Regions from separate parts of the Homo sapiens genome. Here region 1 is linked to region 2. Evidence: chromatin contacts called from ENCODE Hi-C or POLR2A ChIA-PET data. All regions are on one chromosome and are shown on one strand. The core of a region is the stretch at or near the end of the contact, and the rest is flanking DNA. Distances in the headings are between cores, read along the strand shown. Region 1 holds the start of PACRG-AS3 (PACRG antisense RNA 3). Region 2 overlaps PACRG (parkin coregulated).

Region 1 (6,824 bases), core at 2,275-4,774, 72 kb before region 2:
AGTCCACCGTCTCCTTTATAAGAATCAGGCCACTGATCCTCAGGCCTGAAGGCTCATCTCTTGGGAAATAGAGGTCACACCAAGGGTTTGGTCCGTGAGTGAGAAGGTCGTCTCCAGCCTAGAAAGGTGAAGACTCTTTGATTCTACAGTTCTAAAGCGTGGCCTGACCGTTTTATTTTAGTGGCCTTTCTCACACTTTGTCTAGTTTCATTTTTGTTACATAATCTGCATAAAAATTCCCTCAGTAGTTACAATTGCAGTTTAGTTCATGTCTGACTTGGTGTGTCGTTCTGTTGTGTTTGAGATCTGAAAAACTGTCGTCATTGCCCATCCAGATAGCATTCAGTAGAGGGGAAAGGATTCCTTTGTACAAAGCAAGCATGGGCTTAGGATATTTCCACATACTATTCATTTGCAGACATTGACTAAGAACAATTAGGAATGTACGCTAGAACGTGAAAAACATCTTTTACATTTGGATCCATCTTGTAAGTGACCAACATACTTTTCTTTGAAAAAATAGAGCCCATACGTTTGTGGCCTAACAAGACATGAGAGGATAATTGATTAAAATGTCAAAGGTGGTTGGGGAATGCTGAGATGGAATGATACTGCAGGAAAGATTTCGCAAAAACAAATTAAAGTGGAAATTACAATTCATGTATAAAGCCCGTTTGTATGATCAAAGCAGGCATCATCTGTACTGCTAAGTTCTACGTATAACATAGTTTTGTTAAAGAAAAGTCAGGCATGAGATGGACATAAGGGATTTGCTGACAAATGCATAACAGCTCTAATGACTAATTTTGGTTTTAGTTAGTGCAATTCTGTAGGTGGACATTTAGCCAGTTTGTTAACAAGGTGTTTTAAGAATGTCTTCCAGGACAATTTAAAAAAAGAGAGAATTATCTTCTCTTACAGAACAATGAAAAACAGAATTATCTTTCAGGGATGGATGTTTATTACATAACCTATTGGAGAATAATGGAAGGGAACTAGATGCCTTATGCCCAGCTTATTCATTATCTGATACCTTTAAAGGCTGAATGGCATTGCCAATTATTCATTGTGGCAGGGGCTGCCATCAATTTTTAGCTTACAGATTGCTAGTTTCTCCCGTGTTCTCTTCCATGAAACAGCAACATACTCCATTTTGTTCTCTATTTAAAAATTTTACATTGCAGCCCTCCAACAAATTAATTCCATTTAGGTTTCTTCGGGAAGAGATACAAATGAGTTTTGTGAAAGTGTACTTAAATGCAGCCATCCAGCCATCAGCATCAACAGGCAGTCAGCTGTGCCCAGTGCCATGCGCCTGATGCCCGTGACTGACAAGGGCCCGCATTCACTGTCCCGGGCTTATGTGAATGCTGACACACTGGTCACCGCAGGGCATACTGCTTGTTGCTGCTTAGTTCATGCTTGCACGGGCAGACCCCCAGGTGGCCTGTCATTTATTTCTATAAGCTAGGTCTGGTAACACCACAAAAGCAGTAACATTCATTTATATGAAGGAGAAGTACATAATCCAAAAATCAGAAAAATTACTTCTGATAGAAGAAACTAGGTTTCAAATGCGGGTCTTAATAATACAACTGGATTCCGATTGCATTACATTGGTTTTCTCTTCCAAATAATTGGCAAATGAGGACAAACAGCTCATCCCCATCCTAACAGGAAGGTCTGAATCTGAAGCCTTACCATCGGTGACTCATTAGGACCCCATTAAGAGCCAGAAAACTTGCCTAAATATAATACAAATCGAATCTTCAATGAGGACTACACATTTGTAAACTAAATTTGAAGTCCCCAAACATTTACAAGTACATTTGTTCTTCATAAGTACAGTCGTAAAGAAAAGCCCAGTCAGTGACAGTCAACCTTGAGCAACGTTGGAATATGAGGTTTGAAAGTGAAAATAGAGGTCGGCGCACAATCTAGTTAGTGCAGAGTTGCATTAGACACAAGTAGTCAGTGACCCCGATGCACGGAGGAAATTCTGAAGGTTCAACATCTGTCTGAAAATAATCGAAAGGCCCTGCCTAGCAGCACAAGGGACTTTCAAGAATGGGCTTTCCTGTAAATTTTGGATTTCTTTTCTTAGAGAAGGTAAAAATGACCTGCTTTCTACTTTTCTTCTGATTGGACTGCAATGGCCAAAAATATTTATAAGAATAAAAGTTAACAAAAACAGTCTAACCCGTCAGTTCAGAACCCTAGTAAAATTTGTTTTGGAGCCTAGAACTAGAATTGGGCAAAAGTGTAGGGCTCTTTCTCTTATACCAAAAAGCCCACTCAAATGTTCTGTGAGCCCGCTCCAAAGATAAAGTCAGAAACAACTTAACAACTTCGTCTTCTTTCACTGATTACTTCCCTCGTGTTCTGTCTATTGCTGATGATGTCCTGACAAACAGCTCCAAGCACACTCACCCAGTGCCCGTGTGCAGCATGCAGACCACTTGTCACCCAATCCATTTCTGAGGGATGACTGTGTTCCTGAAACAACTGAAATCAGAAATCCCTTATTTAGCATTTATTAGAATACTGAATTTAAAATATTACATATTATCATTTGAAAAACAAAACAAACAAACAAAAAACCTGTTACTTAGATTCAAGTTAAAAGAGGGACTATGTATTCACCCTTAGTCCAGGAGAACAGCTTAAAATATGAGCACCTTTTCCTAAGCCATTCCACTTAAATGGACACTAGACCTCAAAATTGCAAACAATAAATACATAAATAAAAGCAATAATTAAAAAACTAACTTCACCATCATCCCTTCCCGCCACCCCCCAAACCTACTTCCTTCCCAGGCTTCAGATGAAATTTCTATGAATGATCCCACCCAGTCTCATTCCTCAGCTCAGTGTCAAGTTCCAGTGTCCTCTGATCTTCCCTTTCTCTGACCCCCACACCTTTATGGCGAGTGGCCCCCCAACGCCACGAGGCCTTTCCCCTTCACTGCTATGGCCGCTTTCTGCACCACCCTTGGGGGAGGTCACAGCCTCTCTGTGACCTAAGCTCTCTCCTCTCTAAAGAGAAGGCATCCACTTAGGTGGTTTATAGGGTTTCTCCTAGCTCAAGGATCTTGAGTGTATCGTTGAGCTAAGATACACTCACGAGCTGAGACCTCCTGACTCAGGCACTGTGGCTGCACTCCACCAGGTGACTTATCTGTGGACCACACTCCACGTGGCCATCTGTGCCTATGCTCTTCCTCCACCCATCCACCAAAATGCCATCTTCTCCACTCCCACTCAGAGCCATGACGTCCCTCTGCCCCCAGGTTGTCCAGGATCCTCTCATCTTCCATTTCCAGCCACCTTTTTTCTCTAAACCCTGTAACACTTCATAGGAGTCCCTCCCAATGAAAGCCACACCCCGCCTGGTGTCTCACACCCCAAAGCAGACTGTAAGCTTCCTGAAGACTGTCCTGCTCCTCAATGTCCCATCCCCTCCCGAACTGACCAGCGGTGCTATCTACGGGGAAGCACCGGGGCAGTTGTTGTTGAATTGATTTCAGTTAATTCAGTTTTTAACTGAATCACACAAAGGATGTCACAAGCTAGCTTTTATAACTAAAGAAAGCACAGTTGTGCAGCTGCCTCCAGAGTCTCTGGGGGTTAGAGGGAATGAAATAGGGAAAGTCCCCAGAAGCCAGCTGACTGCTGCTCAAACCAGGTGCAGGTTGGGAGAAAATCTGTAGTGAATGAAGGAAAATGAAATGCACAGTGGAAAAGAATACCAACATTCTTGCAAAGGAACCTTAAAGTATTATTTTTGCAAAGAATGCAAGGATTATTTCAGTTCCCTTGTTGACTGTTTTGTATGGTCTTCCTACAGATACTTTCAGAAAAAGATCTATTGTTTGTTTTTCTCTGTGCTGACACAGTATCCATTGTTTAGAACTGTAATCATAGCACACATAGTTGAAAATGTGGGCTCGGGGACAAGCTGTATTTTCCCCTCTGGTTCTTTAGACAGTGAATACTGTGTTCTTTATCTCTTATCACAGCTCTTTTGTCAAACATTTAATGATTTTTTCCCCCAGACAAATTTGTAGTTTGTTATCAACCATAAAAATGTCTATTGCCTTATTTTTAAACATTTAAACTTTGGTAAGTGTGTCTCAAGATGAGCATGAATTAAGGTGTTTATTTCATTTTAAATACTTTTTTTTATCATAGCGTACAAAGCTAGAGTTCTCTGACATGGATGGCTTATGTGGATCTCTATTTAGACTTGATGAGAGAACATTTTATTTTTGTACTGTGTGTATTTGCAGGGAAGATGGTTAGGCTGACTGGCTCCCAGGTTGGGTGTGTTGGGAGCATCTGTCAAGGGTTGGACAGGTGCAGACATCTGTGACGTCCTGCAGTAGGCAGCCATCACTCGATTTCCTGCTTAAAAAGATCTGACACACTTCTTCACTCCTTGGATCTCCATTTTTTCCAAATGCCCGATACTTCTTACCATTCTACAACCCTTAAACCGGATCCCAAAGTCTGTGAGAGATAAAAGCCTTTTTTAAACCCAATAAACAGTCACTCTTTGTTGTTCCTGGTTTTAAAATGACAATTTATTGCTTGATACAGACATTTGAAGCCTATAATTCAAATGAATATTTATAAAAATAAATTTCAAGCACACTGGCATGTAACTGCAGGGTAATTTTTAAATATTCATTTTTAAGGTGGTGATAGAGTCTAGAAAAATTTTAATGTGCCACGTTATATTTTATAAATATCCAACTATAGAAATATGCCTTGTGTGCTAATCATTTCCATAAGGCTTCACTTAGATTGAGAGAGTGAAAATGGGTGTCAGTCTTTCAAATATCCAGAGGAAAAACTTTCATTTTGTTTTAAATTTGTTTTTGAGGGCTGAATTTAAACTTAAGACAATGTATGAAGAGTTAAGGTCAGAGTTGGTACTTTCACCACTATTCCATTTGTATTGCTTTAAATTCTCTGATTAAGTGTGGAAAACTATCAACAAGGCGATTGTTCCCAGGGGCTGCCCGGCCAGAAATACCGAGACTGACCATTTTTAAGAACCCAGTGCTATGTGCGGAACAGGGCGGCATGGTGGCCTCCTGAGAACTGGGAGGGAAACACTAAATGAAGACGTGAACACATGGGATTTCTTTCTTTCTTTATTTTTATTAAATAAAAAATATTTTTATTTTGTTATATTGAACTCGACAAATTTTCCTCAGAGATAATTTTTGTTTCAATATTCAAAGTTAGAAATTGTACCAGCCCGTCATAGTTTGAAAGTATTCCTAAAAGTAATTCAAATAAAAATGTATTTTAAATGTAGTACACATTTTAAACATATTGGAGAAAACATAGAATCAGAGACTTTTTCAAATCCATGTTGGACTAGGAAACTGTTTCTTTTTGTTTCTTTTTTTTTTTTTTTTTCCTGAGATGGAGTCTCATTCTGTCACCCAGGCTGGAGTGCAGTGCCGCGATCTCGGCTCAGTGCAACCTCCACCTCCTGGGTTCAAGCGATTCTCCTGCCTCAGCCTCCCGAGTAGCTGGGACTACAGGTGTGGGCCACCAAAGCCGGTTAATTTTTGTATTTTTAGTAGAGACAGGGTTTTGCCATGTTGGCCAGGCTGGTCTCAAACTCCTGACCTCAAGTAAGACTGTTTCTTAATACTAATCAGATTTGACAACAGATGAGGCCATCTGTGATGGAGGTTCTGCGCCCGATTACACATTCCCCTGTAGCTCATAGACTCAGTGCTCCTTTCTACAGAGGAGAGATTCCATAGTCAGTGTTCCTGGGGTTCTGTTTTTACTTTTGAAGTTCCAGAACTTAGTTTCAGTTCTTCCTCTTGATGTCTCTCTTTTGTTCTCTCCCCCTCTCTCCCTCCCTCCCTGTCTTTTCTCCTGTCTCCCTGTCACCCTCCTTCCCTCCTTTCATATCTTTCTTTCTTCATCTTGTTATTTCCATCTGTCTGCCTTTCCCAAGGCAGGAAACCCCGGCGCCTCCAGGCTGGTGGTGTCTGGCTCTGGGCTGCACAAGCCACAGGCCACCTGCCATCAAGCACAGAATGGACTTGACGGGGACCCTGACAGCCAGTCATTCCTGGGACTAGATAGGGTGCAGCCGGGGTGTCCGAGGTGTTTGTAGTCATAGTGGCATACCTACACTGAAGAGGACAGCTTTTTTGTAAGCGGTGGTTGCTTCACTCATCAAAATAGCCTATTTGTGAAGGCATCAATGTGCAAGTATTTTGGAGCAAGTAAAATCAGTCCTGGAGATTAGAACATGCAGGCCTACTGGGCCACAGGAATGGGGCTGCCTGTTGAGACTGGAGTGCAATGCCCCCCAACCCCACGCCTGCTGTTCTTCCCTCTGCTCTTCTCCCTTCCCACCTCCTTCACTCTCCCCTCCTTCCCCACGCCCCTCCCTCCCTTTTGGTCATCAGTGCACTTTGCAGGCATCAGATATTTGGGGCTCTTCAAGTGCCTCCCCTCTACATCGGTGTCCACGGGCTTGCTGAACAGTGAGCCTCTCCTCCCTCCTGGGACTGGTCCTCTTCAACTTGAGCCTTGATCTGGAGTCGATGGTAGAGGGAGTCCACTTCTCTTGACCCCGACTCTCACCATGTCAAAAGGAGGTGATGTTTCCAAAGGTAGCAATTGAAGGAGCCTCTTTATCCCCCCATAACAGAGAAAGCATCGGGGATGCCTTGGCCTCTCAGCCACGCTTTGATGATTGGCATTTGATTGTTCTCACATTTCATTATCGTGAACCACTAATAATGTTGGCTAATTGTTTATTTCATTTATAATTCCTTAAATCT
Region 2 (6,407 bases), core at 2,141-4,640:
CCTTCCAAAAACAGCCACGACATCAATGCAAAAAAAATGTTGTTTTCCAGGAGTGCTAGTCCCATCGGGAGAGCTCCTTCCCTCCTCCCTCTGTCTTCCCGGCTCCCCATGTTCCTGAGCCCGGAGCTGATCTCCGCCTCTTCTGCCCTCAGCTTAGCTGCCTGTCATCATGCCAGGCAGGCACTGGATTTTCTTTTCTTTCTATTTTTTTAATTTTACTTTAAGTTCTGGGATACATGTGCAGACAGTGCAGGTTTGTTACATAGGTAGACATGTGCCATGGTGGTTTGCTGCACCTATCAACCCGTCATCTAGGTTTTAAACCCCGCATGCATTAGGTATTTATCCTAATGCTCTCCCTCCCCTTGCCCCCCACCCCCTGAGGTGCTGGATTTTCACTGTCCTGAGATTTTCACTCTCCCTCATACCCTCTTTGCTGGCCTCCCATTATCACCAGCAGCAATTTGGTCCAAAGAAAGTTCTCAGCTTCTGAATGAATGAGCCCTCAAACCCATGAGCTCCTTGACTCAGTGCTTATGCTGTGCTGAGCCAGGCACTCGCAGGACACTCGGCCCTGCTGGTCAGCCCTGCTGGCCGGGGGCTCCACATCTGTGGATTTGGCAAAATGCAGATCTGAAATACTTGGGGGGAAAATATGCCTGTACTGAACATATACAGAAATTTTTTCTTGTCATTGTTCCCTAAACAATAAAGTATAACAACTATTTACATAGCCTTACATTGTGTTAGATATGATAAGTAATATAGAGATGATTTAAAGGATACCAAAGGTTGTGCAGGGGTTATACGCAAATACTGCACCATTTAGTATCAGGGACTTGAGCATCTGTGGATTTTAGGATCACCCGGGGTCCTGGAACCAATCCCCCAGGAATACGGTGGGACAACTATATTAATTAATTAACCTTTTTTGCATTTATCAGTAGTTTCTGTGTTCAATATTGTCTATTGCTGCTATTTCCAAGATGTGGGGAAAAGGTGACCACAAATATATAGAAATGTATTCTGTGCATTCTAAAATAAATTCTAAACTATATGAAAGTAGAGGGCAAAGCAGAAAATGCTGGAAAAACGGCCCTGGCCCAAGACTTTGAGCTGTTTGTCTTTCGTTTTTCACACTGTCGTGTTACTCAGTAGTCCTGGCAGCTCTACTGTACCATTCTGAATTTCAGAGAAAGAAAGGGGAGCTAACTCTGCCCTGGAATATTATTTATGTTCTAAAGTGCTAAAAGTACTTTCAAGCGCAATTAGCTTATTTAAGAGGCAGAGATTATGTTGTTCTCTGCCTACCTCATCGGGTCACTGGGAGGATCACAGGCGGGGGAATATATATCTGTGTTTTGAGCACAGTAGGAAGAAAATCTTTGTGTAAATTCAGGTTGGCTTTATAATGATCCGGCAAGATTGGAATATCTGATCAAAGCGAATCACTCTGATCTACTCAGTTACAACATGATCTCTTTTTTTTTTTCAGATCTAATAATATATCACAAATTGACATGTGCTTGTGAGAATGATTTGTGGTTGATCTCGATGCTCAGACATGGCCATCGGCATTCCAATTATTCCCTCCCCTTTACTTAATTTCACTACAGACTTGCCCCATAGCTCATGGTTCTATAACAGTCTCTGACTTCATCACATTTTTATCAGGAAACAAATGGATCACTGGCTTGCACAAAATACAAATTTAGGCCAGGTGCAGTGGCTCACACCTGTAATCCTAGCACTTTGGGAGGCTGAGGCGGGAGGATCACTTGAGCGCAGAAGTTCAAGACTAGCCTGGGCAACATAGTGAGACCCCCCCCCCCATGTCAACTAAAAATTTAAAAAATTAGCCCAGTGTGGTGGCGCATGCCCAGGTAGTCCCAGCTACTCAGGAGGCTGAGGCGGGAGATCTCCTGAGACCAGGAGGCTGAGGCTGCAGTGAGCTATGATCACACCACTGCACTACAGCCTGGGCAACCGAACAAGACTCTCCCTCAAAAATAATAGTAATATATAAATTTGTCTGCAATTGTGAAAAATAAATAAATTTACATACTAGATCCAAGGCCCTGAGTTTTAACTTGATAACTGGGGCCAGGTATCTTACAGACCCCAGGAGGCCTTTCAAACCCGTTACTTGCGTCGTCATGCCAAGGGGCTGAGAACCCTTCCCTTCCCATCCCGAGAGCCCAGAAAGAATTCTGCAACTGTCTGTGAGCCAACTAGACTTGAACAGGCTAACTGACCTGCTACTCAGGAAAGAAACATTAGCTTGCTCACAAGAGCTTCCCTCACAGACTTGGTACAGAAGTCTAAGGATCACGTGGCGGCCGCAGCCTCTGTGTTTCTGTCCCCTGAGTCAGCACGTACAGAACACGCTGTGCGCCAAGGACCAGACCCTGCTGTGGAGAAAGCTACAGTGAAAGGTCAAGTCTGTGCAGAAATATGTGACTATTGAACACCCTCCTCTTCTCAATCACAAAAGCTCTTTATAATTCCTCCTCTGCAGGCAAAAACTGTGGGAAACTCTCACATTAGGCAGAATTTTTTTCTGACAATATCTGGAACCAAAGACCCACAGTCAGGTTAAAAATCACATTTTCATTGAAACAGTTTATGAAAAGCCTATTACCTAGCAATTTTATATTTGAATGCAATTATGTTAATGTTATTAGTACATTATGAATGGTACTAATATGATTATTGTTTCATGTGGTATTACAGGAAATTAATTCAAATGGATTTACATATTTTTTAGATAAAGGGCACTGCTAACACGGATAAATAAGAAGCCTGACGTTACTTTAAAAACAAAAGATAGCACTGAGAAAGCCAGGTTGTGACTTCATTTGTAATACTAACACACCATTTTTGTGCTTTTTTGTTGATGTAAATATTTTGCAATTTCCAAAGTGTTTTTCTTGTTGAATGCAGCAATCTGAATTAATTTCCCCAGCCTCTGCCAGTGTGCCTTTAGCCCATTTTATACTTGAGGGAGTTGAGAGTCAAGAGAAGGAAACTTGCCCCAATTTATACCCAGAATCCAGACAGTGCAAGATGCAAACTCAAATAGCTGAGAACTCAACTCCTACTGTTAGATCATCGGGGAATGTAACTTCTCACGTCGAATCATTCAGAGTTGTAATTAAGTAAGGCCGGACCTCTGGAAGCTCTCCTTCCCTGGATTTTGGTGAAAGGAAATGCTTGTTTCTGCACTGGGCAAGGCTGATTTCCATCTCACAGTACACTTTCTGCATCTCCTGCTTATCCAGAGGAGACCCCACCAGCCTCCCGAGCTCCATCGTCCCTCAGAGTCACTCCGCATCCACTGCGCACTGCTCTACACACTGCTCTGGGCTAGTCACACTGTGCTGCTGGAGACAAAAGTGTGAGCACAAAACAAGCCAGCAGCAGGGGACACTGTGTGCACTCAGCCCATGCAAACAGTAGGTGCCAGCCGAAGTCGTTCAAGGGCGACAGAGCGGTCACAGGTGTGGTTGAGAAGAGCCGCCCAGAAACAAGATCTGGGCTGGGCCTAGACAGAGATTGGTGGGGCAGCTGAGGTGAGGGGAGCTGTGGGTGCAAGGGCAGAGGGCAATTTGCAGGGTATATACACGGTGAGGGCAGAGCTTCCGCTGGTTGGAAAATAGGGGGTGAAACTGAGTTGGGGACAAACTGCAGATTACCTCTAGGCTTAGGACGGAGGAGTTGCTGCCAACTTTTAAACACCTGAAATTGATAAGGGAGAAGCTGCCTCTGCCAAAACCAATCTGGCAACTGTGCACAGAAAAACAGGTTAAGAAACGAGTCTTTCGCAAGTATGTAGGCCTGGGGTGATAAAGGCCTGAACTACCTAGGAGGGATGGCCTCTGCCCCAAGCCAAGGAACGCTATCAAATCTGATAAACTAGTAAGCTGGGAATGATAATTCTATGGTGATAGATCCTAGCAATGGATGATATGCTTTTAAGCTGAAAGTGCTTTGAGGACTAGTACTCTATCTTATTTGTCTATTTTCAGCTTGTAGTAAAGAGCCGGCTTCCACTCCTGCTGGGTGAATGAACGCATGCATGAACGAATGAATGCAGGCATGTGCGAATGAGTGGGCTCTAAAGATAGTATGTTGTAGATAATTTCCTGACTAATGATAGGGATTCCGACCCTGATAGGCTTACAGGAAGCTGCCTCTCAGTCGGTCCTGGTGTGGGTGGCTCCATCACCTGTGTGCAGGCCCCTTCTGGTCCGCATCCTTTTCCCTGGATGAGGAGGGCCTGCAGGCTGACAGTGACAGGTGTTCCTCCAGTGCCCGTCAGGAATGCCCGGGCTCCCTTCTTCTCCAGGGAAGGGGGTGGGGGGCACTCTTCGGGCCCGTGGGTATTTGTTTTAATGGAAGAAATGTGGGTAAATACAGTCTTCAAGCACAGAATGAAGTGAGGATAATATTAATTACTACCTTCGGTGATTGTTGTGAGGATTAAATGAGTTAATATATATGCATAGAGTAGTCGCTGATGTATATATAATAAGCATATAGTGTTAGCTGATGTTATTATTATTTGTTATTACTAACCAAACCAATTGTCCCACCTATTAAATTCTTAATATTTCCATTCTAGAAATAAGCTAAATAAGAGCAATTCCTTAAATTCTTTCAGCAGTACCAACTTTCCTACTTTCCCTTAAAGCCACAGTTAATTTCTAAGTAGCTAGTTGACATGTTAATGATCGAGGTTAAATATTACATCAGGATTTTATTTTAGTGATTAAAGAAAATAAACACCTAAACTTTTATATTGAGCATTTACCATAATTCCGAGTCAAAAATTAATCTAATATTTTGACTACTGTACATTTCACTTCTGCAAATAAAAATTTGACCCATAAATTTAAATGGATGTTGGTGCATCTCCAACTATTTAGCATTAAATTCATTCTGTCAACACTTTCCAATTATCTTCTCATAAGACAAATAGTAACAGACCAATTCCTAAAAAGTCATTTGTGTTTAATTGAATTAGTAGTTGTGTTTGATTGAAATATGTTAAAGCCATTATAAAAATAAATTCTTTTCACTTATTGGTGAATTTTTCTACCTATGCTGTCAAAATGGCTAGAAATATCAATTACAAACTTTGTGAATGGGAAGTGGAAATGTCCATTCTTTATTCTTTCAGAACAGATAAAAATACTGTAAAATCAGAAACCGGATTTGGATTTTAAAGACTATAGGTAAGTAATACCGGTAAATAGGATATCTCGTAAAGAGAAAATGGACTGTGGCTTAGGAATTTAATGAAATAGAGGGGAGCGGTAATTTTGAGTCCATTTAGGATTTTACTGGCTTACTGTCCAGCAAGAGGACTTAGATTAAATTATTGGTTTTCTGTGAATCTGAATTTCCTGGTCTGTGTTGTCAGGACAGGGATGGAACTTTGGGGAAATGTGTGGAACAGATGTGTGGGAGAAGCCAGATGGGGCCAGGATCTTGGGTCTAAGAGAGCTTTCTGTAAACTCTGTAGTCTCTCATGCTCATCTAACCTCCTTCTCCTGATTTTTTTGCTCACATTTATTGATCATTTACTCTATGCAAGACAAAATTCTGTGACTTTTGCATGTATTACCTCTCAATCTTCAAAACAGCCCACAGATTAACTGCTTATGTGACCCTCATCTGACAGATGAGGAAACTGGAAGCTCAGAGAAGTGGATGCTTTGCCCAGGGCTGGAGAGCCAGGCTGGGGCTGATATCCCAGCCGTCAAATGTCAGGCTCCTGCTCTAGACCGTGGCCACAAGATTTGGGGAAAGTTCCCTCTTCCCGGGCAGCACCAGTTTTATGAGCACGTTCTTCCTTCCTGCCCAAATGTATAGTGAGCCCCTCATCAAATGGCTTAACTTCAACATGGAACACGTCTGTCACACAGGAAGCTGCGTGCCCAGAGCCTGGCCAGAGAACCAGGGCCAGGGGCATGAAAGCAAAAAGGCAGAGGGTACTAAAGACCCCAGGAGCTTGATGCTGAGGCAGTACTCTGGATAAGTCACTGTAGGGAAAAATGCTCCACGTAAACTAAGCTCTTCCTGAAGCTTTCACACTGGGAGAGGGGGTCTGCCACTCGTTGGTGCTGGGTAGGCAGAACTCTTCATCCTGGGACCACAAATGACCCCTGCATTCTTCCATGAGCTCTGGGCTTCACTGTCAGCACAGTCCCATCAGTGACGAGTCCCCGCCTCTTCCTAACTGCATGATTTATCTTGGCTCATTCATTTACCAAGAAACTATTGAATGCCTACTAAGTGCCTATTATTCAGCAGTTGTTTAGTCAAGAAATGAGCCAACGTACAAGAACAGAAGGCAGCCTGCTTCTAAGTCCTAGTTTTCTAAAGTACTTTTAAGATCAGTC

What was found. A loop is a pair of places that touch in the nucleus more often than their neighbours do. ChIA-PET counts read pairs that join two places held with the same protein, here RNA polymerase II (POLR2A). Pooled maps may share reads with other maps.
Region 1: a pooled map of right lobe of liver shows a loop between it and region 2 (2.0-fold over the local background). The contact joins the promoter of PACRG-AS3 here to the enhancer-like site in region 2. A Hi-C loop is called at or near these places in 2 of 168 maps with a recorded cell type or tissue (Right ventricle myocardium inferior and dorsolateral prefrontal cortex) and 2 of 50 pooled maps. POLR2A ChIA-PET finds 5 or more read pairs at or near these places in 2 of 52 experiments (GM10248 and T-cell).

The regions. Positions count from the first base shown.
Region 1 is chr6:163,188,478-163,195,301 of GRCh38, forward strand. It overlaps PACRG-AS3 (PACRG antisense RNA 3), which reads right to left and starts at 3,525. Exons shown (of 4, transcript NR_122120.1): 1 at 3,404-3,525; 2 at 2,431-2,505. The region is part of intron 4 of PACRG (parkin coregulated); the gene reads left to right.
Region 2 is chr6:163,261,046-163,267,452 of GRCh38, forward strand. All of the region lies in intron 4 of PACRG (parkin coregulated), which reads left to right. Among named protein-coding and RNA genes, the nearest start is that of PACRG-AS1, 60 kb to the right of the region's middle. Within about 2 kb of position 3,391, at least 7 of the 41 ENCODE cell types and tissues checked have a DNase peak (open chromatin) inside an H3K27ac peak, as active enhancers do; they include dorsolateral prefrontal cortex, where a contact is called at or near this core.